Regions from separate parts of the Mus musculus genome. Here region 1 is linked to region 2. A link is a loop called in an ENCODE intact Hi-C map of the cell type or tissue named here. Cell type or tissue: gastrocnemius. All regions are shown on one strand. Each heading gives the region's core, and the rest is flanking DNA. Links, peaks and the distances in the headings are about the cores only.

Region 1 (8,335 bases), core at 27-8,026, 54 kb after region 2:
ATGCAACCATGCCTGGCATTTTACACAGTGCTGGAGATCTGAACTCAGTTCCTCATGCTAACACAACAAGCGCTTTTCAGACCGAGCTGTTGCCTCAGGTCCAGGCCCTTGGGATTCAGAAGTAACCACTGGAAAATCTGGCAGAGAGAGGCCGTGAGGGTGCAAGGGGTTTAACCCTTTCTGTTCTATCAAAAGTAGTTTTGAGCGATAGAAGCAGCATTGAGCTCATTTTTCACCAATTGGCAAATGTCTGGCCAGAAACTGAGGACACCAGCCCCAAAGTGCAGCAACATTGGCCTATCTAAACTGGTATGTGGCTTAGTGCACTAGGGACATACTCCTGCCCAGTCCCGCCCCTGTCTGGATGGAGAAATGCCCAGTCTCTCATGAGTGCTGGGTGCGTGGGCACCAGAGCAGCCCGGTATCTCACCAGACCCTTCCTACATGGCTGTTCATTTGTTTGTTTTTCCTCTTAGGGCTCCAGAGTTGGCAGGAAGCAGGCACTTTGTGGGCATGGAATTAGCCTTCCCCTATATGAGGCCCCTCAAAAGCTGCTTACCACAAAGGCCTTTACTTCTGAGAACATTCAAAGCTCTTTTCAGAGCCTTAAGAGGCTTAACTGGACTTGTGAAGTGGAGAAAAAGTCTCTTAACTAGAACTGCCACCAGAGGCATGTGACATGTGGGAGGGGGTACTTGCCAAGGGTCAGTTGATGCCAGCATCAGAAAGATCTCCTTCCCTCTGTCCCCTACCTCAATGAACTATACAAAATGAGTCCTGTGGATTTTGAAGGGATTCCTAACTCATGCTGTAGTTCTCACCAGGCCCTTGTTGGCATGTGAATTGGGGGCAAGTCTCTTAATGTTCAGAAGTATGAAAATAGCTCTGCTGATGTGTAATTGATACACAGTATACCACATGAACCCATCACTGCACTGAGGAGGAGGGATCTGCCATTACTCTTTGTCCTCTTTGTAATCCTTTCCTTTCCCTATGGAACATGAAGAATGGGGGAGGGGCAATGGTCTGAAAGCAGAATTGCTACAAGAATAACCGGTGAGGTTATTTATTCATAACAAACATATTCGCAGAATTGCTGCGATTGTTTAGCTGACACAAGTCAGCGAGAGTGAAGAGAGGAGCAAATCAGAGATGGGAAAGAGTGGGTTCTGCCTGGGAATTCTGTGGGTGAGTCTGGGAGAGCAGGCTTCCTGGTAGGTACAAGTGTACATACACATAGATGCAGTGTGTGACATCTTCATCTCCCTTCTGGCTTGCCACTCTAGAAGGGACTGCATACAGAGGCTCTCGATCTTCAGGGTACCTGTTGGGGATGGTCCTAGTTGCTTTCCTTGTGGTTGTAATAAAGCATCCTGACAGAGCAACTTAAAAGACAAAGGACTTATGGTTCAAGACAGAAGGCCACCATCATGTCTAGGCCACAGCAGGAGGAGGCACCTGGTCACATGGCACCCACATGGAGCAGAGAGTGGTGAAACCTAGTTCTTGCTCACTTTCTCCGTGTACTCAGTGCAGGGGATGGTGCTGCCCACATCAGTAAATTACTCAACAAAATAACTCTCAGGCATGGCCAGAGGCTACATTCTTTATAGGTGTGCCTGAAGGCTCATCTGGATCCTGTAAATTGACAGTTAATATAGTCTCACAGAACATGAGATCATGGTCTGATAGGTCCTCGGTGGGGGATCCTTGGCACCTAGGAAGCTGGGCTCTTGGTGATAGATTTTGCTGCCAATTCATGTTTCTGCTTTGTGTGTGTGTGGTTGTTTGTTTGCTTGTTTGTTTTCTTTTGTCACACTAATAGTGATGCACTTTGGTTTTGTACAGATGTGAACGAGTGCGAAACTGAGAATCCCTGTGTTCAGACCTGTGTCAACACCTATGGCTCTTTCATCTGCCGCTGTGACCCAGGATATGAACTTGAGGAAGATGGCATTCACTGCAGTGGTAATGGGCTGGGCATTGGAGCTGTCCACCTGTTCAGAGATCCGGGGCTGGGGCAAGGGATTTATCACAGGTGTTTCCTCTGGTTTCCTGGTTGTGTGTCTAGCTGGAGACATTTCCCAGTGTCATGGGAACATAACCACACAGAACAAAGATGAGTCACTTCCTGAGACGTGGAGTTCAGTCTTACCTTCCTGGTCATCTGACTTTAATGAGAAGCCAGTGTTTGGATCTGGGATGGAGTTGGTGAGAGCAAGAACTCACTCAGTTTTGCCAGTTGATCTGAGAGTTTCCTATCCTTTGCCAGCACTGGCCTAAAACCTGAAAATGGTATAGATGATATTTATGGAGGACTGTGATTTAGGGGTAATTGATTTTGCTACTATGTTAGAAGGACATTGAGTAAATAAACTATACATATGCATGCACATACTTTGGGAATGTCATCAAATAATCATGGTCCAGCACTAGGCCTGGTGCACAGTGAGCATTAAATTTAAATGAAATGAACATGAAATTTAAATAAATTCCATCCAAGCCCAGGTGCTGTTATTCTCTTCTCAGGCTAGTTTCTTGAGTCCGTTGTAATTCTTTTTTTTTTTTTTTTCTCCCAGAAAGTTAAATTCCTAGATAGTCAGAAAACGATCATGGAAGTTAGAACTTTTTGAAAGTAAGAAACACATTTCATTTACATTTTGTCTGTAGCATCCCATACAACACAGATCGGTGGGCTCATTTGTTTGTCTCTGTGTCTGTCTGTCCCCCCATTCTTTGTAAATTTTTTGTTAAAGGTAAGATCATCCCACCAGCTTTAATGTCCTCTGCAATTGTAAATTAGCTCAGCTCACATTAATAATGTTTCCTGTGATTTTTCAAAATAAAAGCAGGCAGTGCTCTAGGTGTGAAAATTATCCAGCAGAATGGAAAGAGACCCAATCTTGAGTTTCACCATAACAGGGACACACAGAGGCTGTGAATGAGACTTGTTTACTAGCTTCTCTTGGGACTGGAATGTTCTAGGGACAGAGTTCTCAGAAACAAATGGCTACCTCTCCCCAGGGCCAGGCCACCCTCAGAGTCACAGCAAGCAGTTACAGAGCCTCAGCCTGATTAAATACCAGCCCCACATACAGAACTAAAATATCCAAGGGCATGAAAGGCCCCTTTCTTCCTCTGTTTCTACTTCCTTTATGGCACTCCTTAGAGAGTCTGGGCCAAAGAACTGAGGGATGTGGAAAGCTTTGCATTATGGGATGGGATTAGTACTTTCTCTGAAATTACCTGAAATCCCATAGATGTTTATTGACCACTGTCAGGGTCTTGAGGTAGGGACTCTGGAGCTAGATGGATCTGGGTTCAAACTCTGCCTCTGTTAGTCATCACTTCTTCCCATGGAGTTTTTCAGGCCTTGGTTTCTTCCCTGTTAAATAACATGGAGTGGTTGTAAAGACAAATTGGTGTTCCTCAATGCTATGGTCACTTAGTGAGTTTTCCCTAAGTATTAGAGACTTTGGACTTCACGAGGAGCTCAAATCCTTTCTAGTTTGGCAGAATTTCTCTTTTGATCCTAAATGACCTATTTATTCTCCATGGTCACTGAATAACACGTTCTACCAACTTTACTGGGAACCCTGGTCTCAGCAGGCCTTGTAGACAGCTAGAAGTGTCCTAGGGACTGTGTTTTGTGCACTTTATCCTAGATACTGGGGCACTGTCATTCTTAGTTGGCTCTCAAAGCTGGGGTAGTCCCTCTTTGCAGCACCAGATCCCTTGTCCCTGTGTCCTCCCGGGATTTGCTAAGCCATGCTGATCCTAGAAATGAGATAGGGTTTCACACGGAGGAATGGCAATGGCCTGATGTGTACTCCCTGCCAGACACCTGGCTTCTATTTCAGCTTTTCAGTGGAGGGTGGAGCTACAGGCCTTTGTGGGGAAAAAAACTTTCTGGGATTTCTGGAATTGCAGATATTAAGACAAACTAGAGTGTAGTGAGTCAGGGACCCTCCTTCATCCAGTAGGAGGTAGGTTGGGCTTTTCCTTCCTATCCTACACTGAAGCTAACTTTGCTGGGGTATTTCTCCTCGCACATTGGCACTCCCAGATCCGATGATTTTAGATCCTGAGCAGCTGTTACTCAGGGGATGTTACCTCATCAAGTGCATCAGAGTTGCTCTGAGGCTCCACATTCAGATCCATGATCTCCTATTTAATCATTTGATCTATGAACTTGGTCTAGTTGCCGAAATCCTGTGAGCCTCATTTAAAAAAAAAAAATCTTTTAATTCAAATAGTCATAACACCTTCTTCTCAGGGTTGAGGTAGAGATTAAATATGAGACATGTTGAACATTTAATGTGGTGGTTGATACACAGTAGGCCTTGGGAATTGATAGATATCACTACTGACATCTCATAAAGGAGTTAATGAAACCCGCAAACTACACAGAAACGATTGGTGACATGTCACGATGGAGTGGAGCTGGGGACCCCCAGATTTCTCTGCAAAGCTGGCTGAGGATTGGATAATACTGGAGCATGCTAACTCCAGTTAGTGAATTACATCCTAAATCCACCGACTCTTCACCCATGGGCAAGAGACAGCTCAGAAAAATGGGGAGAGGTTCCCTTCTTGGGTAAAGAAAACATTAGTCATGCGATATGTGGGTTCTTCAAAGACAAAGCGGCAGTCTCCTTCATGCCAACACTCTCGGGGTTGATCTGAGCCGTCAGTGGTCTGTGAGTTACAGAGTAGTCAGAGGACATGCCACATGGGAACCAGGGAAAGCAAGTTTTTGGGAAACAACAAATGCAAGAAAAACATGTTTTCTTTGGCGTGCCTGTCAAATGAGGCGCAAATGGGGCCTGTATTGCCAAATTCTGTGTGTGATCAAGAATTGGCTTTTCTGGAATGCCTGCTCCTATGTCAGCTGCCAAGGTCTATGCAGAGTAATGGTAGCATTGTTGGGACAGTGCTGCCCCCTGCCCTCCTCTGCAGGATGGTTCCAGGCTAGCTAGCTGCTGCTGTATCTCTTGTTCTAAGGAACATCTGAGGCAGCCAGGCCACCAGAGGCATTGTACCCGCTCTGCTCCTTGACTCAAATACAGGGAGTAAGCTCACCATCGGTAGATGTGGTCAAGAAGTAAGTTGGCAACCTCGTAGCCTTGAAGTCATTGTCTCTTAGGGAAGAGAGGTAGTCGGTGAAAATAACCAACAGCTATACCTTGTTACTCTCAGATATGGACGAGTGCAGCTTCTCCGAGTTCCTCTGTCAACACGAGTGTGTGAACCAGCCGGGCTCATACTTCTGCTCGTGCCCTCCAGGCTACGTCCTGTTGGATGATAACCGAAGCTGCCAGGGTAAGACTGCCCACAGGGACTGGTGGAGCTGACTCAGGTGGTCATCTGGATGTATCCTCCTGTGGAATCTTGTTGCTTCAGGAAGATGGCAGAGTTGGGTGTGGTTGGGCCTGGAAGATCTGGGAAGGATGTCTGAGTGGATATCTTTCTCTTCTCTCTGAGTAGCCTGTCCTCTGGCCAGGAGAGGGGGGTAGTTACATGTGTCTGTACAATGACCTCTGTAGAGGTAGGTGGCACTTTCTGAGGGATGGTTTCTATCTTGCCAGGCAGATCGACCTCTGCAACCCCAAGAATGACTACTTTGGCCCTAACCAAGGCCTCTTTTAGCTAGGTCCCACTGAGTGTCGGCTTTCTCGTGTTGCCTTGAAGGCAGCTTGTCTAGCTGGCTCTCTCTGACTTCCTAGAGATTGAATACTGGGGTTCCTCACAGGGTCCAGACCCTGAATACAAAATGGCTAAGCCTTCTTGAGATTGACAGTCCTGCACTTGATCCCTTGCAGAATGACTGCCCCTTTATTAACCTTATTCCCAACAACATGTAAGAATTATCCATGGTGGTGACAGACATCAGAAACGTCACTCAAATTACTATGAACGTGGGCTTTTTGGCTTACCTAATCTACTAGCCACACGAAAAATAATATAGACAAATAGATCTAGTCAGTTTTAATGCTATATTTTGTTTAAAGCCATGAGTCCAAACATTTTATAGTTTTAATATATACTCAATATAAAAGTTGCTGATAAGATGCTATAAATTCTTTTTACTGAAGCATAGAGATCTTGTGTCTATTTCCTGTTACAAGCACATCTCAATTTTCACTGCCCATGTTTTGAGTGCCCAATAACTGTGTGGAACCAATGGCTGCCATATTGGATGACAAGATGCAAGTGGCTCTCACTCTTATCCTCCCCCTCCCCCACATAGCTGGTCCAGGGCTAACACCATGCTTCTCCTCTACCCTGCATTTCAGATATCAATGAATGTGAGCACCGAAACCACACGTGTACCTCACTGCAGACTTGCTACAATCTACAAGGGGGCTTCAAATGTATTGATCCCATCAGCTGTGAGGAGCCTTATCTGCTGATTGGTGAAAAGTAAGCCAAGGCTAATCCTTGGGAAGTGGAAGGGAATGGGGACCTGGCTCAGGAGACTGTCAGTATCTTATCAAGGAGCTTTCCTGAGCCAAGGAGTCAGGAGATCTGCTCTAGTCAAGTTTCTGAAGTCCTAAAGGCAGACCAATTACTAAATCATCACATGGCTAGTAATAACATTGAGAAGATAACTTCAACCATTTGATTTTACTGGGATGTGTTTTGCAGGCCTGGAGTCCTCTGTGTTTCTTTTCTTTCCCCTTACCCCCGCTGCTGGCCCATCTCTGTTCCTCATCCTGCATGGAAAGCATACGTGCACAGCATACAGCACAGACATGTACACCTTCCCTCCTTTCTACCGTCAGCTATGAGCCCCCTCCCCTCAGCAACTGCAAACCCTCACAGTGGAGATGAAGGACTGGATCAGCCACAGCCATCCCATTCTTCTCTCAAAGAAGATTCGGGGCTTACAAGTAAAATTCCTGCTGTGATTTAAAAAAAAAATGGACCAAAGATGAGGACAAAGTCAGGCCTGGGGGCTCCTTGAGAGGTGTTGTCATGTGTTGCTATAAGTAGTACTTCCTAGAAATTCTTTAGAACAGGGACCTCCCAGTTTCTGATTCCAGATCCCCAAGTAGCCCAATAGAGCACTAAACCACTCTCCATGTTTGGGTCTCTCTGGTTCGGGAACTGATGTTGTCCAACTGGCAGGCTTGATCAGATGCTACTAGTGAAACCTCTGCCCTGAAAAAGCTTGGTAACTTCCTCCTTCTAAGCCCCAGAGCCACGTGATGGCCATCTGCTTCCAGCTCCTTGTCTGCTCAGGAGTCCTGTACAGGAGCACTGCCAGCTGGAACAAGGTGTGTTCTCACCTTGACCAACACCCAGTGGGCCCAGCCTCCCCGAGTTTGTGCATATACTTCCTCCCAGATGGAAGGCATTTCTTTCATCTCCTCGTGGCCAGACCAACTCCATCTTTCAGTTCTCTACTCAGTGCCCCTCTCCCAGCTGTTCACGATCCTCTTCAGCTGGGAGCCATCACTCCCCTTTCCAATTTTCTTTTAGGAAACAATTATTTTCTCTCTGACATGTGACATTTTAATGTGATCATTTTGGCATCAGGGCTATTTTGACTTGGCTGCTCGCTCAGTTGCAGTCTTAACAACATGATACTTTGATGATTCTCTGTAGTCTTTTGCTTGTTAACTATTAGTGGTGCTCTGTTTTGTGCTGGGCACTGTAGCTTAATGGCATGTGGGAGAAGGTACAGTAAAGAAACTGCCAGCATAGCAGCTCCATTATGGGGCAAGGCTTTTACCCTAAGAGGAAGAACATATCCAGTGACAACTGGAAGAGCCCAGAGCAGAGAGAAAGAGAAACAGATTGGACATAGCCAGGGCAAGGGAAGCCAGAGTGGGAGAAAGAAGTGGAGGTAGCAAGAGCTAGTGAGAGAGCAGGAGAAAGCATGAGAGAGTGTGACCAGAGGGTGGACATATCCTGCAGAGAAGGCAAAGCTTCAGGGAGGGACTCCTTTTGGGGACAGAAAACCTGTTCCACAAGTTCCAGAGGAATGCTTGCTTTTATCTAACCACCAGAAATCCTTCTACAGTCCAATTTGTGCTCATTTCTGGCTATATGGGCTTCCTGAGACCACCAAAAGTCTAGGAGTGGAGAAAGACAGCAAGCAGATTGGCTAATGAATGAATACATAATGGCAGACTGAGTGAGGAGTTTATAGACAAGGAAAGAGGAAGTTGGACCTGTTCTGGGAATCTAAAGGCCCCACTGAGAGAATGACCTTTGGATAGGGTGAGAAGTTGAGTTGACATTAACTAACAAGAGACTGGAAGAGCAGAAGGGAACAGCATGTATAAAGGCAATTAAAGCCAGGGTGGCCTTAAAGCCTACAGGGATC
Region 2 (8,335 bases), core at 188-8,187:
ACCCACGACACTGTTAACTTATAAACTGTGTGCAGGGAGAGATTAACAACACTAATGCACTAACAGCATGCTTCACAGATAGCTCCATAACCCATTTCTCTTTATTACTGATTAATCATTCCATTCGCTTACATCTCAAATGATATCCCACTTCCCGGCTACCCCTCCACAAGTCCCCCATCCCTCAACCTCCCTCTTCTCCCTCCCTTTGCCTCTATGAGGGTGCTCCCCCCATCCTCTCCCTCCTCACCCCTCCAGCATCCCCCTACACTGGGGCATCAAACATCCACAGGACAAGGACCTCCCTTCCCATTGATGCCAGATAGGACAATCCTCCGCTACCTATGTATCTGGAGCCACGGATCCCTCTCTGTACACTCCTTGGTTGGTGGTTTAGTCCCTGAGAGCACTGGGTGGTCCAGCCAGCTGATGTTGTTCTTCCTATGGGGTTGCAATCCCCCTTAGCTCCTCCAGTCCTTCCCACCTGGGTACCTGATGTACAACACACTTAAGGTTTGATTGATGTTCAACCCACTTAACGTCTTGTACTTTTACAAAGTTCTAGACATTTATTTATTTATTTCTATTTTTAAAGGTTTTTTTTGAAGTTTTAATTTTATGTATATGGGTATTTTGCCTGCATGTATGTCAGAAGAGGGAATCAGGTCCCCTAGAACTGAAGTCATCAGCAGGTTTGAGCCACCTTGTGGGTGCTGGGAATTTGAACCCAGGTCCTCAGCAAGAGCAGCCAATGCTCTTAGCCATCTCTCCAGCCCCTACAATCATAGTTTTTATATTAATCTAATAAAATTGGTCTATGTGACTACCAAGATTCTATTAGAACTATAAAGTATATTAGAAAGCCTGCAATATCAGTGTGTGAGGAGCCTCTTCAGCATTTTAAAACATGTTATAGCACAACATCATGAAACTCAAGTCTATGTTCCTTACTGTACGAAGTGCCTTGGCCAGAAATTACATCAGGTACTTGAGAGGTTCTTTTGTACTCCCTCCCAGTCACTGCCGACTTTGAGCTTTAGACAGAGCAGCAGGCCAGGGTGCACACTTAGAGGTCTAGCTATTTTGATGGGTTACTCTCATTTATTTCCCAATCTGAAATTCTCTTTATTTCGCCCCTTTAGTGCAGAACTGGTGGACTTGAAGGGTTTTTATAATCCTAGCTACTAGAACAATGGACGGGAGGTACTATCTCATGAAGGAGATGAACCTAAATGTAGTTTATTCTTAGCCATTTCATACGCCCATAGTAAATAAATCAGGTCAGTTGACCTCTGAGCTTCAGCGGAATCAACAGCAGTCTGGCTGCTCTAGTTCAGTCTAACGAGATTTTAGAGTAAGAGTCCGTTTCCTTAAAACAGTGTTAGAAAAGAATAGGATGTAGGCTTCAGAGACTCGCTGGCATCTCTGAGAGCCATGAGGCAGTGGGGAAGTCACTCGACCCCTTTTATTCCCACCTCCAAGGAAACTGAACCAGTTTCTACTGTACAGAGGCATATGGGGGGGGGGGGGACTCTGCCCCTTTGCTTTCTGAACTGTAGGTCGGGCAGTTGAGGGTCCAAGAGAAGGTTCAGGCAAGGAAGGTCTTGCGGTGTAGCAGTCTGGTCGTCGTGTCTTTTGGAGAGCAGTGTCTTTGGCACTTTTGCACTTGATAGAGGGTTCCAGAGCTATGAAACGAAAGGGAGTGGGGCGGGGCTTCCAGGGCCCAAGTGTAGCCCACCATTCTTTAGGCTTTTCGCTGTTGACTTTTACAAATCACCTTTCTACTTTGAAGGCCAGAAACAGCAACAGCAGCAGCAACAACAACAACAAGCTAAGGATAACGAGGTGAGGGCGGCCAAGGAGAGTTCTCAGCCATTGCTTGCTCTTCCTGGTCCGCCCTTACCCCCACATCCCAGCTTAGGGGTACCACGCTTGTTCCAGCCCGTGATTTAAGCCTCGGGTTCCCAATTGCTCACGCGTCTTTCGTCCGTGAAGCCGCCTTGGTGTGAGTTCAAGTTCGTGCTGCCACAGAGCCTGATGACACGCCCCCTCGCACGCGCCCCGCTCCGCCCTGGGGAGGCCGGGCGCCCCCCAGCCCCGCGCTCTGACGGGCTCCCCTCCCAGCGCCGAGCACTTGGCCCTGGCAGACGCCCCAAGATTGTTGTGAGGAGTCTAGCCAGTTGGTGAGCGCTGTAATCTGAACCAGCTGTGTCCAGACCGAGGCCCCATTTGCATTGTTTAACATACTTAGAAAATGAAGTGTTCATTTTTAACATTCCTCCTCCAATTGGCTTAATGCTGAATTACTGAAGGGGGTTAAGCGAAACCAGGTGCCGGCGGCGAGGGCTCTGCAGTGGCTCCCAGCACCCGGCACTGTCCCGGCCCTCCGCGCTGCCCGCTCGGCCCCTCCGGAACCAAGCCGCCCCAGTCCCACCGCAGAGCCTGCCTTCCTCGCGTCGCTTCTCCTCCCGCGCATCTTGGATATGCCAGGATTAAAAAGGTAGGTTGGAAGGCGCCAGGAACTGTCTCCAGGCTTGAGAAACCTAACTCCAGACCTGATGGGTGGAAAATAGCTATGGCTGAGATTCCGCCTGTGTCAGGGCACTGGAAAAGACTTTTAGCTAGTGATGCAATGACCCTGTTAATTACAAAAAGCTGCGCCCATCTCAAAGTCTTCGTTTGGGAGTGGGGATTTTTCTAACAGCGTCAGGAGTCAGCATCTCGAGAGAGGCAGCAGACAACCTCTCTAGGTCATTTCTCTTTCTTTTTGGAAAGGGCAGCAACGTTGTGCGCAGTTTATAAACTATCACACTACATGTTTTTTAAATTTGGGAGACTGCTGACTACGGCACCAGCAATTGCTTTGCTGCAACGGCTGTGAGACAAGCAGAAGTCTCCGAACACTTCTGTCTGCGTTTGCTCTATGTGTGTGATTTACAGAGGGAATGGGACCTAGAAGTTTCGAGCCAATGCACAGTGGACTCTGCAGACAGAGACGCATGTAAGCAAATGTTTTGCTGTTCTTTGCGGAAATTGCAATTCCAGTCAAGTAATCCTTGAGCCTTGAGGAAGTTTAAGGATGACATCTGTTCTCCCTTTCTCCAGTGTCTCTTGAAAATATAGCTGCCCTGCATAGATCTACACACTTTCTCTGTGTGTGTTTGCATGTGGGAGGGGTGCATGCATGCGAATACAAACCGAGCCTCATTATGGTAAGCCATAGTTAATATTACCATCCCACATCTCTGACCAGCAATGTCTGTCACTGACAGACAGTTGGAGGGTCTGTCCTCCTCCTCCTCCTCCTCCTCCTCCTCCTCCTCCTCCTCCTCCTCCTCTTTTGGATGGTGGACCCAGATTCAAAAGAAAAGGGTTGAGACAGTTTCTCCTCCCCAGTATTAATTATACTTCAATTTTGGTATGATTTCTTTCTGGAAAGCTTCTCTGTTAGCCTAGAGATTATTTGGCCCCCAGGACCCAGCCATAGCTCTTCCAGGAGGCTGGGCTTGGAGCTGGCCAGCCCTGGTCTGGCTTTCGCCAAAAGGAATGGGGAGTGGGGTAGGGGGAGAAGCCGGTAGGGTTAGCATGCCTTTTCCAGTCTCTCTCAAACTGTACTGCATACAGTCAAGCTGCTCTGTCTCCAACATAAACGAGACGGGATTTTATAACCACCTGAAAGGAAACTTCATGAGAAGAAACAGGAAAACATTGAAATTCATAATCTACAGACTGGAAAATAAATTTGTTATTGTTCTCTTATTCCTTCCAGATATAAAGTCTGGCTCTTGCAAATATAAAAAAAAGCCCAGGGATTTGGCTCTGCACTTTATAAGGTCAGAGCTGTCTCCAGTGTTGGAGAACCTGGCTCACATAGGCAGTTAGATGAAATGGAAACCTGTCTACTCAGGATTGGATCTGGGACTCCGTGAAGGAAGTGGGTTTGCATCTTCCAGTACCACATCGGGCTCAGTTTTGCCTGGGTGCCTGGGTGCTACCTTCCCTCTGTGTCCTCTACATACCTACTGCTATTTCTCCTGCGCTGTGGGTCAGGGATGTGAATGAGCTTGGAATTTCTTGAGCACTCATTCTGAAAAGGCCCTGGGGACTACAGAGTCATGGTGCTAGGTGGGTAATGATAAGCCTCAGGCTCCAACCAGGTCCCCAGGCTCATAGCCATGCTGAGAAACAGTCAAGATCGCCCCCTTCAGGAAGCTTTCTCTGTTGACTCTTGACATTCTTATCAAAGCGAATCTACACTCCCGGCCCATGCCACAAAGCAGCCAGCTCAGGTGGCTGGCAGCTGGGTCACAGCTCTGTGGCTCTCCTGCCCAGTATCTAGGCTGCAAGCTGTAGTTGCTTGGATAGATGCTAGTGACCTGGAGAGTGTGGTTACAGACTGGATCATCAGCACAGGCTTCACGTTGTCTTCCATCTTTCCTGCTCTAGGTGCCCAGGTCAGTAGTGTTGCATCTGCTCATTTGGCTATATACCTAGGCTCCATGACTCTTTAACCTGCAAAACAGCTCTTGTACCATACTCCATGTTGTATGGTGCACACCTGTAACCCCAGCATTTGAGGGGTAGAGGCAGGAGAATCAAGAGTTCTGAGCTAAGTTTGCTAGTTTGAGGCTAGCCTGGACTACATGAGGCCCCGTCTTAAATAAAACAACAAAACAAAACAAAGCAAAAAGGTTGGCTAAAATGTCTGTCTTGGAATCCCAGTACTCAGGAAGCCGAGGTACAATTGCCACAAGTCTGAGGACAACCTGGGCCATATTGTAAGTTGCAGGTTAGCCTGGGCTACAGAATGAGACCTTGTTTCGAAAAAGAAAAACTAAAAAACCAAAAAACCAAAAAATACACCCAAGCCACCAAAAAAAAAAAAAATTACAGAAATTCTGTACCTGTTAAACACCCCCTCCCTGCCCAGAAGCTCACAACTCCCAGAACCACCATTTTTCTTTCTGAGTCTGAAAACTGTGGGGTACCTGATCTAAGTTGAAATCTATGTGTTTGTGTGTGTGTGACTCATCTCACTATGACACCCCGTGGATCACCAGTGCTATTGCTCTTATTTTGTTTTGTTTTGTTATATTTTAATTACATTTATTTACTGACGTGGGAGAGCATGCGGTGCTGTCCACTAATGGCGGCCAGAGGACAACTTTGAAAAGCTGGTTCTCTCTTTCTGCTTTATTACCAGGCTGACTTTGAACTCCTGAGTTCCAGTGACCTTTGCACTTTAACCTTTGGGAGCAGCTAGGATTACAAGCACATAGCAATGTGTCTAGCTTTCCACATTGTATCGTGTCCAACTTTTGAGTTTAAGTCTGAATAATATTGTTGGTGTGTGTGTGTGTGTGTGTGTGTGTGTGTGTGTGATGTGTGTGAGAGAGGAGGGGGACACATTTTGTTTAGCTATTCATACACGAACATTTGGATTGTACCCACCTTTTGGTTATCGTAAAAAAAAAAATGCGGCTATGAGCATGCCTGTGCATATATACTTATGTCTGGTCTTTGACTCAGTTCCCCGGGGAGTGCACTCTGGAGTGGGTCTGCTGGATCGCAGGTGAGGACACCACACAGCTGCATCAGTTTTACCTCCAGTAGTGCACCGGAGCTGTGGTCTCTCTACATTCTTCCTAGACCTGCTGTTTTCTGTCTTGCATTTTTCTAAGATGAAGAATTTATTTAATGTGTATGAGTGTTTGCTTGCTCTGGGTACAAGTGAGTGACCCTGCTTCGATGTATAAGGTAAAGAATGACTGAGGAGCATACTTGCTGCCAACCTCTGGCCCCCATAGGAATACACAGACATGTAAATATGCACTTACACACATGCTCCAACATGTTCAACACACAGGTCCATGCATGCTGCACAAATAGCCATCTTAATGGATGTGAGTGGTATAGACTTCGCAGTTTTAAAGCATACTGGTGACCACAGTTTCACCAGACAAAACGTTGGCCACAGCAAAGAACCAAATCACCCACAGGCAAAGATATTTACTTGCTTGTGGGTGGCCACGTTGGCTGGGCCAGGGTGTTAAGGCATTTCCTGCTGTTACCCACTGCCTTTCTCACACTGGCTCCTCAGACTTCCATCCCCTGGGATGGCAGTTCTCACGAGCCACGTGCTAGGGTGGACCCTGGGTTCTTGGACCATTCAAGCCCAGGTTCTCACATGTGTGGACTGAGGGCTCCACGTTCTGGTTAAGTGACTTCCTGCAAACACAGAGCCTCTCACATTCTTGCTTTCATGGATTGAAGACACAGAGGCTCTTGGCTCTGCAGTCAGGTCAGAATAATGTTTGACTCAGGTGGTCTCTGTGCAGAATGATAAAAGACCAAGACAACTGGTTGATGCCACAGACTGTGGGTCTTTGGATTTTTGTCCCTAAGCAGCAAAACATGTGACCTAACTCACTATCCCAACACATGAAGCAAGTGTGAGGAGGCTGCCTCTTGTGGGGTTAGAGTAGAGGGCTGGAAGCGCTCTTGGGCTCTGCTGAGTGTGCCCTATTCGCTTGCAAGCATATGGTAAAACCACCAACTAAATGCCAGGTAGCAGGAGGTCCAGGTTTCCTGGCCATGAGCATCCCTTGGCACTCACTCTGATTTTCACTGCCCACAGGATACTCACTGTTACCATCTTGGCACTCTGGCTTCCACATCCTGGGAATGCACAGGTAAGGCTTCAAGTTGTCCAGGAGCATGTCACAAAGCTAGGGGAGAGTGTCCAGCCATGCATTTTAGGGTCCCAGGGTTATGGGAATGGGAGGTACTCTGCAGTTCACTTACTACCCTCCATACAAACATATCATAGTGAAGGCTCTAAGAGATGGAGGTTGGCCCAGGGTGATATAGGTTTCAAGTGGCAAGGTTGGAATTGGATCTCAGCATCCTGGCTCCAAACCTTGGTGTCCCTCAGGGAAACTCACTAACTTAAATGGTAGTTCAATGTGGTGCTTCTGGTCAGGGAGTTCTCCACCCAGGATGCTTACAAAAGGCCCCCACGGCTAGGTCAGTGTGTGTTTACAGCCATACAATGCCCAGTGAAAGAGATAGGAAGGAGAAGGTTGGTTATCTGGAGCTGGGGGGGGGGCGTGGGGGGTATCCATTCACCTGGGAGGAGTGTGCAAGGGGCAATATCTCATTTTTAAAGTTATAGGGAGGGTTGTGCTAGGTGTGTCAGCCCCAAGTAATATGGTAGGGTTCCTCTAGATTGGTGGTTCTCAACCTGTGGATTGCAACCAGTTCTCAATCCCTTTGTGGGTGGGGTCGAACAACCCTTTCACAGGGGTCACCTAAGACTATCAGAAAGCACAGATTTTTACATCACAATACATACCAGTGGCAAAATGATAGTTATGAAGTAGCAATGAAGTAATTTTATGGTTGGGGGTCACTACAACGTGAGGAATTTTATTAAAGGGTCGCAGCGTTACAAAGGCTGAGAAACACTGTTCTAGATGGCTCAGAGAGGCCCTTCTGTGTGGCCCTTCTCATGGAGAGAAAATAAAGACAGCCTCATTTCTGAGTAAGGCCGAGGGCTGCAGGTGAGGAAGGGTAGGCGCCTGCCCATCATGCATAAGGCTATAAGTTTCATACCTAGCACTGAGAAAACTATGCTGGGGTGGAACAGGGGGAAGAGCTGTGAAGTACGTCCAAAGGCCATTAGACACACTCAGACCATTGGAGACAGGAAGGATTTGAGAGGAATGTATAAGAATTTTAGATCTCAGAGGGACCTTGGCATCCTGTAATCTAGTCCCAAGAGTTATAGACAAAGACATCTAGTCCTGAAGCAGATAGTGGTCATAGATAAAGGTAATTAGTATAGGCATTTATAGTAACATAGTTCCTCTTTGTAACTACTTAAAACTAAGTAACAGTACCCCATTTTATAGATAGAGAAACTGAGGCAAAGGGAAGGATGAGGAGAAGTAAGGACTCTAGTGAGAATTAGAAACCAGGTAAACAAGTGGCTTGAGCCCATTCTGTCCCAGCACTGAGGTCGAGAACAGGACTGAAACCTGATCTCCTGGGGTCTGTGGTATAGACTCCTGCTTCTTCTGGGTCCTTTGTCCTGAGGCTCTAAGGCTTGGAACTCTCAGCAGTAGCACAGGCCAGGCTCACAAATCACCCCATGGCTCAGGGAAGCCTGGCCTTGAGGCTGGAGGAGGGGCCTGGTGACAGGTGTACCACAATCCTAGACACTGAACTCATTCCTGTGTCAGCCTCCAGGCACCGCAAGGGGCTCTCAAACACCCAGATCAGGTGTTTAAAAGTTCACAGTCAAGGCTGGAGAGATGGCTCAGCCCACGGCCCA

What was found. Hi-C counts contacts between places; a loop is a spot of excess contacts. Peaks named below come from ENCODE experiments on the same cell type or tissue, not always from the same donor. Only the 100,000 strongest peaks of a DNase experiment are listed, where the experiment ranks them.
Region 1: a loop joins it to region 2, with 2.5 times the contacts of the local background. A loop is called at or near these places in 2 of 42 quality-filtered maps.

Annotation. Positions count from the first base shown.
Region 1 is chr12:101,758,789-101,767,123 of GRCm38, reverse strand. It overlaps Fbln5 (fibulin 5), which reads left to right. Exons shown (of 11, transcript NM_011812.4): 7 at 1,849-1,968; 8 at 5,200-5,322; 9 at 6,297-6,423. Among named protein-coding and RNA genes, the nearest start is that of Tc2n, 44 kb to the right of the region's middle. In gastrocnemius, for the core only: a CTCF peak has its summit at 4,939; no DNase peak of the experiment used is centred there; H3K27ac peaks cover 2,941 bases.
Region 2 is chr12:101,812,899-101,821,233 of GRCm38, reverse strand. It overlaps Fbln5 (fibulin 5), which reads left to right and starts at 2,115. Exons shown (of 11, transcript NM_011812.4): 1 at 2,115-2,500; 2 at 6,638-6,692. The coding sequence starts at 2,484. In gastrocnemius, for the core only: a CTCF peak has its summit at 4,204 (motif pointing left); DNase peaks (open chromatin) are centred at 2,126, 2,376, 3,528 and 6,604; H3K4me3 peaks cover 3,201 bases; H3K27ac peaks cover 2,692 bases.